2 separate regions of the Homo sapiens genome follow, and region 1 is linked to region 2. Evidence: read pairs that join two places in POLR2A ChIA-PET (ENCODE). Cell type or tissue: Panc1. All regions are shown on one strand. Each heading gives the region's core, and the rest is flanking DNA. Links, peaks and the distances in the headings are about the cores only. Region 1 has its middle 60 kb from the start of AGAP1. Region 2 has its middle 250 kb from the start of AGAP1.

Region 1 (2,915 bases), core at 216-2,715, 200 kb after region 2:
GGGGAATACTCTGCAAGGACATTCAGAAGTCCTTAAATGCTACCTCTGATTACAAGTATTTTCCCCATGTTTTCTCCTGCTTTATCTGAATCTTCCGATATTTCAGCAATGATCACATATTACTTGTATAATAAAGCAATGCTAAGTTTCCAAGATGAGCTTTTATTTAGTAAGATGCTCTGACTTTTGTGCCAACTGTCTAGAATAACTCCTCTGCTCGTTTTTAACATATTTTAGTGGTTGCAAGTACCGGACTATTTTTGTGTCATTCTAGCCTATTAACCCCTAGATGTGTTGATTTCTAGAAAAAAAAAAAAAAACAATCAGCACCTTGGGGTATTAGTAACCTGCAGGTGCTTCCCTAGATGAAGGAAAAGCCTAAATATAGAAAATTCAACTGTGAGAATGCACTCATGCCGGTCTGTGATGTGAACGTAAGCAGGTTTTCTTCCTGTGCCCTGTGAATGGAGTGGGGCGTTTAGGCGGATGTCAGGCTACAAGGCAGCTGTCTACTCTGTGCTCACATCCCTGACTCTATTTCAGGGCCATTTGGCACCGTATGCCCACACCATCCTGTTGGAAGGAGCCCAAGGGAAAGACCACTGTGGCTAAGGGCACAAAAGCTAGTCCGTGCCAAGAACCTTCACAGCACTCTGGCTTCACAGGACATGACTTGACCCAAGCAGACAGGCTCTCTCCCCTCGGAGAACATAGCCGAGAAAAGAGCCACTTGCCCAGGACCCACGGAGACATTCCCCGGACTTACAGAAATAACTTCCCCAAAGCTAGAAGGGACGCCACTTCACATGTGTGCCCTCCTCCCAACCGAAAATTGAATCACAGCCCAGGACACGGTCTCCAGCGTGACCTTGAAATGCTTCCTTGCACATTCGTGACCTTTTTGGCAGGTTTAAATGGTTATAAGGGAAATATTTTTGTAATTTCCATTAAAGGGTTTAAGTTGAGTAGTATAATTCAGCCTTAAATATTTCACCATCATTAAAAAGAATTCTCATTTTGTACACCAAAGGGAGCTGCTCTAAGCTTGCCTTGAAACTGTCAGCTGAGTTAGGCAGAATTTTGAGCTTGTAAATGCAACTATGGAGAAAGAGTAGAAACTCATTTGGGGAGGAGAGGAGTGGGGGGAGAAGAAGGCTGATTCCAGGAAAGGAAAACAACTCAGCTGGGAGAAAGTGTGGCCTTTCAGAGGAGGCATATGACTCCATCCTACACCTAAATCACACACATCCTACATCCTAAATCACAAATCCATCGCAAAAACAAAGTGTGGTTTGAAATATATGGAGGAGCTGGGTGTCCACCAGATGTCTCATTTGGCTAAAAGAAGAGCCTCTGGAAAGGTCTTAGCTAGTTTTAATAACAAGTTCACGCTAAGAAGATGGCCACGGCTAGGAGAGGAACTGACACTGCTGATATAAGGCTGAGCAACACAAGATCTAATGAGTGCAGTGGAAATGACGGAACTTGGAAGACAGCCACCTTGGCATCCATCATAGCCAGGAAGGGAACTGTGCAAGGCCAGTGACACAGCTGATCTAAGCTGAGGAACTGTGACTTGAACAAATGTCACCAAAGAGCAATAGACCCTACTGAGCAAGGGAGCTTCAGGTTTTTTAAATGTTGACCAGGACCAGGTGAAGCACTATAGAAAACTATCCTTTTTTCTTTCTTTCTTTCTTTTTTTTTTGAGACAGGGTCCTGCTCTGTCACCCAGGCTGGAGTACAGTGACATGATCACAGCTCACTGCAACCTCCACCACCTGGGCTCCAGTGATCCTCCCACCTCAGCCTCCTGAATAGCTAGGACCACAGGTGTGTGCCACCACATCTTGCTAGTTTTTATATTTTTGGTAGAGACAAAGTTTCACCATGTTGCGCAGGTTGGTCTCGAACTCCGGAGGTCAAGCAATTCACCTGTTGGCCTCCCAAAGTGTTGGGATTACAGGCTTAAGCCACTATACCCCACCAAAAACCATCATTTATGTTGACATTGGTCAGTTAATCAATGCTCTGTGGTCATAATTTTCCCACAGCTGTTCATGACTGCATGAAATATAATCCAGGTCAGACTGTAAACCCTTCACCCTAACAATATCATAAGGTTTGGGGACCCTCCTGAGGATGTCCCCCAGATTCGGTGTTCTGCTCATCTGCTCCTCCAACCTCCCTATCAGGAAAGGCTTATCATGTGCACAGCATGCCCTGTTGGAGGGGGACAATTTCTCGTTCCTAGTGACTGCCTTACACAACTCTTTAATAATAAGAAGATCTTAAATATTTCAGAAAGCATGCAAAACTGTCTATATCCATTCCCTTTCCATTTCAGATGTGTTTATTTTGTACCTTCTTTCACCTTCGTCTTCTCCATCTCCTTCAGTGTTGGACGGAATGGTCCCCCTTTGCCAGTTACTTCACTATTCTGTAATGCAACACAACTTCATTCGTTTAATTCATTGCCACAAACATTTTTTTTGAGTGCCAACTATGTGTCTGGCGTTGAGCTAGAATCTGAACGTACAGGAATACATAAGGCAGAGGTCCCCGTTCTCAATAAACTTGTAGGACAGAGAAACTCTCCATGTGCTTAGGTGGGCTGTTGTCAGAGAGGTGGGTTTCTGAACCTCAAATGCCATTTGGCCTCCTTGAAAAATGCCCTGTTGTGGAAAGACTCTGAAACAGTCCCCATGATCCCAGCTTCCTGGTGTTGGCACCTTCCTGTGGTGCCCTCTGCTTGGGTGTGGGCAAGACCTGTCACTTGCTTCCAACTAACAGAATATGGCAAAGGTGATGGGATGTCAGTCTGTGACTACGCAACATTATATAAGGCTCTGTCTCAGCAGACCAGATCCCCAGCCAGTACACTGCCTCTTTCCATTGCCGGACATGCTTTTCGC
Region 2 (2,915 bases), core at 158-2,657:
GCTGAGGCAGGAGAATCCCTTGAAGCAGGGAGGCGGAGGTTGCAGTGAGTCAAGATCATGCCACTGCACTCTAGCCTGGTGACACAGCAAGACTCCGTCTCAAAAAAAAAAAAAAAAAAAAAAGAGGGAATTAAGCAGAACACTAAGATTACTCCAGCTCCTTGGTGATAGTAACAATATCTAGGTGGTTCACATCAGTGTGGCACTTTGTCATTTTCAAAGCACTGTCATGTGTAAGCTGGGCTTCCGTTTGTACCTTCTGAAGTTTCAGGGCTGTATTCACCTTATTTCATTTGGGCTCTATTGAAGGCGAGGTTGAGAGAGATGCCCAGTAACAACACAAAGCCATGCTCCGCATCCAGCAAGGAGCTCTCAGCTCTCCTGGGTCCTCTCCTCTCATCCCACAAGAGCACCTTGAGTGGGTGCATGAGGATGCAGATTTTATAGACGCGGGAAGTTAAGATGGGGGAATTTAGGTAATATTCCTGATATTGCACAGCCAGTGAATGGAAAAATCAGGAGTTGAGCATCTGGGTCTGCATCCACGCCCAGCACACTTAGCACTAAGGCAGGGGTTCTCACAGTGTGACCCCTGCACCAGCAGCATCAGCACCATTTGGTAACTTGTTACAGGTGCAGATTCTGGGGCCTCCCCTGACGCTGCTGTATCAGATCTGCTGGAGGTGGAGCTCTGCCTTTTTGCAAGCTCTGGGATGATCCTAATGCTCTCATCTGTATGTGCAAAGCTGTAGCTATCAATGGCTGCTAACTGGTGGATGATGACTTGAACACAGGTGTTTTGATCTCCATACTCTTTCAATGGACGATATCAGCTGTTCTCAGTCCCACCTGAACATTGAATCATTTGGAGAGTTTAAAAGCAACTCACCGACAACAAAACCAAAACACACAAAGAAAGAAACAACCACATTCTCCAGGCCCCATCCCAAGACTATTAAGTCAGAGTTGCTTGGGGTGGTGCCAGGAGCTGCCTTTGTTTAGAGCTCCCAGATGCCAGGCAGCTGTTTCCCCTGACTGTCTGATAATCCTTGGCAGTCGGTTTCCATCTAAGTGCCAGGCCTTGAAAAGCAGACTGCAAGCTCTAAGCTCTGTGTGTGGGTGGGGCTGCTGGCTGTGTGGCCACTGGAAGGGTCAGTCTCCACTGCAGGGTGATGGCCCAGGATGCGTCTTTGGGGACACTCCCATGTTGTACACTTTTTTTTTTTTTTTTTTTTGAGACAGAGTTTCACTCTTGTTGCCCAGGCTGGAGTGCAATGCCATGATCTTGGCTCACCACAACCTCCGCCTCCCAGGTTCAAGCAATTCTCCTGCCTCAGCCTCCCAAGTACCTGGAATTACAGGCGTGCGCCACCACACCTGGCCATTTTTTTTTTATATTTTTAGTAGAGACAGGGTTTCTCCATGTTGGTCAGACTGGTCTCAAACTCCCGACCTCAGGTGATCTGGCCACCTCGGTCTCCCAAACTGCTGGGATTACAGATGTGAGCCACCATGCCTGGCCCCACGTTGTACTCTTAATGCTCTCTAAGTGATTGTACCCTAAGGTGAAATGCTAAGTGTTCACCTCTGACTGACCAGAGTCAGAACCTTCTTCTCTAGAAGGTTCTCCTAGTCTCCTTCCTGAAGGAGGTGTTAGGGGTCAAGTGGGGAATAAGCCTGGGGTCTGGGTGTCTGAACCACCTGCATAAAACCTTGTCGTGGAGTTTGCAGGGGCTGAGGCATGTATCTATCAGATTGCTTCTCTGCTTTCCCTGTTTAGGTTCACCTGCTTATACAATTTTACTGCTGTTCTCTCTTCTTTCATTATATCCTTGAAGGTTTGTGCTTTAAAAAAAAAAACAAGAAAAAAAAACAAGAAACTTTTTTGTTGTTTTAGTGATATTTCAGGAATAAGGGTGACTCAATGGATGTGTTAAGCCTGCCACTTCTAACCAGAAATCTGTACAAAATTTCCTATGAGAGTCCTCCTTCATCCTAGCCTTTGTCCAGACACACTTCCCTTGCTGTCTAGAGAAGCAGCTTCCTTCTGTCCTCATATGCTTGCATCGTTCCTTCTTGCCTCCCTCTCTGCCAGAAATGCTCTTCCCCCTGCATTCTGATGGCTTAATTCCTCTTGACCTTTGGAGTTCAGTCCCAGATCTGTCCCCTTATTGGAGCCTTCCCTGCAGCACCTGGAGCTGTGCTTGGGTCACACTGTAGTGTGATCTGATTATATGATTGATGTCAGTCTTCCCAACTAAACCGTAAGTTCATGAGGCCACGAACCTGGCTGATTGTGTGTGCCATTGTATCTATCTCCTCTACCCAATGCATATTTTTGAATAAATAAATGAATGAATAGGCAGGTGGGGGCTTGAAGGCCTCTTGATTTTGGCAGTAGTGTAATGTAATGTGAACAGGCTTCACAGGCCGGTGAAGTTGGCACATTCCGAAACTCTCTCAGCAATACAAGAGCAATTCAGAGCTACCTTGATCAACAAAAACCAAAAGCAAATGAAACCAGGCTTTTACTGAAAATATCTGTAAGACCAGAAACACACAGGTAATTAACACCTTCCCCTTATACTCCTATTTAATATTTAATTTCTACTATTGGCATCCTAGATAAAGCTGAAGCTAGGTCACCTGCATTGGGTCCTTTCTTTTACTTCTTATCAAAAACCTGGCCATCTGATGCGTTAGGATCTCAGTAGAAAGGAAACAAAATCCACAGGGTGTTGGTGAGTTGATTTTTGTGGCAAACTTCAGGAACTTTCAGTAAAAGCCATAAAACAAATGAAGCAGAAGATATCATGGATGGAAAAAATGCCCCCTCTTGTAGTGATGCATTTCTGGATGGTTGAACATTATTCTCTGAGTTGAATTCCCTTGAATAAGGGAATTCTCTCTAGGAA

The links. Peaks named below come from ENCODE experiments on the same cell type or tissue, not always from the same donor. Only the 100,000 strongest peaks of a DNase experiment are listed, where the experiment ranks them.
Region 1: POLR2A ChIA-PET joins it to region 2 with 7 read pairs; 2 of 35 experiments call an interaction of 5 or more read pairs at or near these places.

Annotation. Positions count from the first base shown.
Region 1 is chr2:235,432,649-235,435,563 of GRCh38, forward strand. No RefSeq gene overlaps it. Among named protein-coding and RNA genes, the nearest start is that of AGAP1, 60 kb to the right of the region's middle. In Panc1, for the core only: no CTCF peak of the experiment used is centred there; a DNase peak (open chromatin) is centred at 1,359.
Region 2 is chr2:235,237,700-235,240,614 of GRCh38, forward strand. No RefSeq gene overlaps it. Among named protein-coding and RNA genes, the nearest start is that of AGAP1, 250 kb to the right of the region's middle. In Panc1, for the core only: no CTCF peak of the experiment used is centred there; no DNase peak of the experiment used is centred there.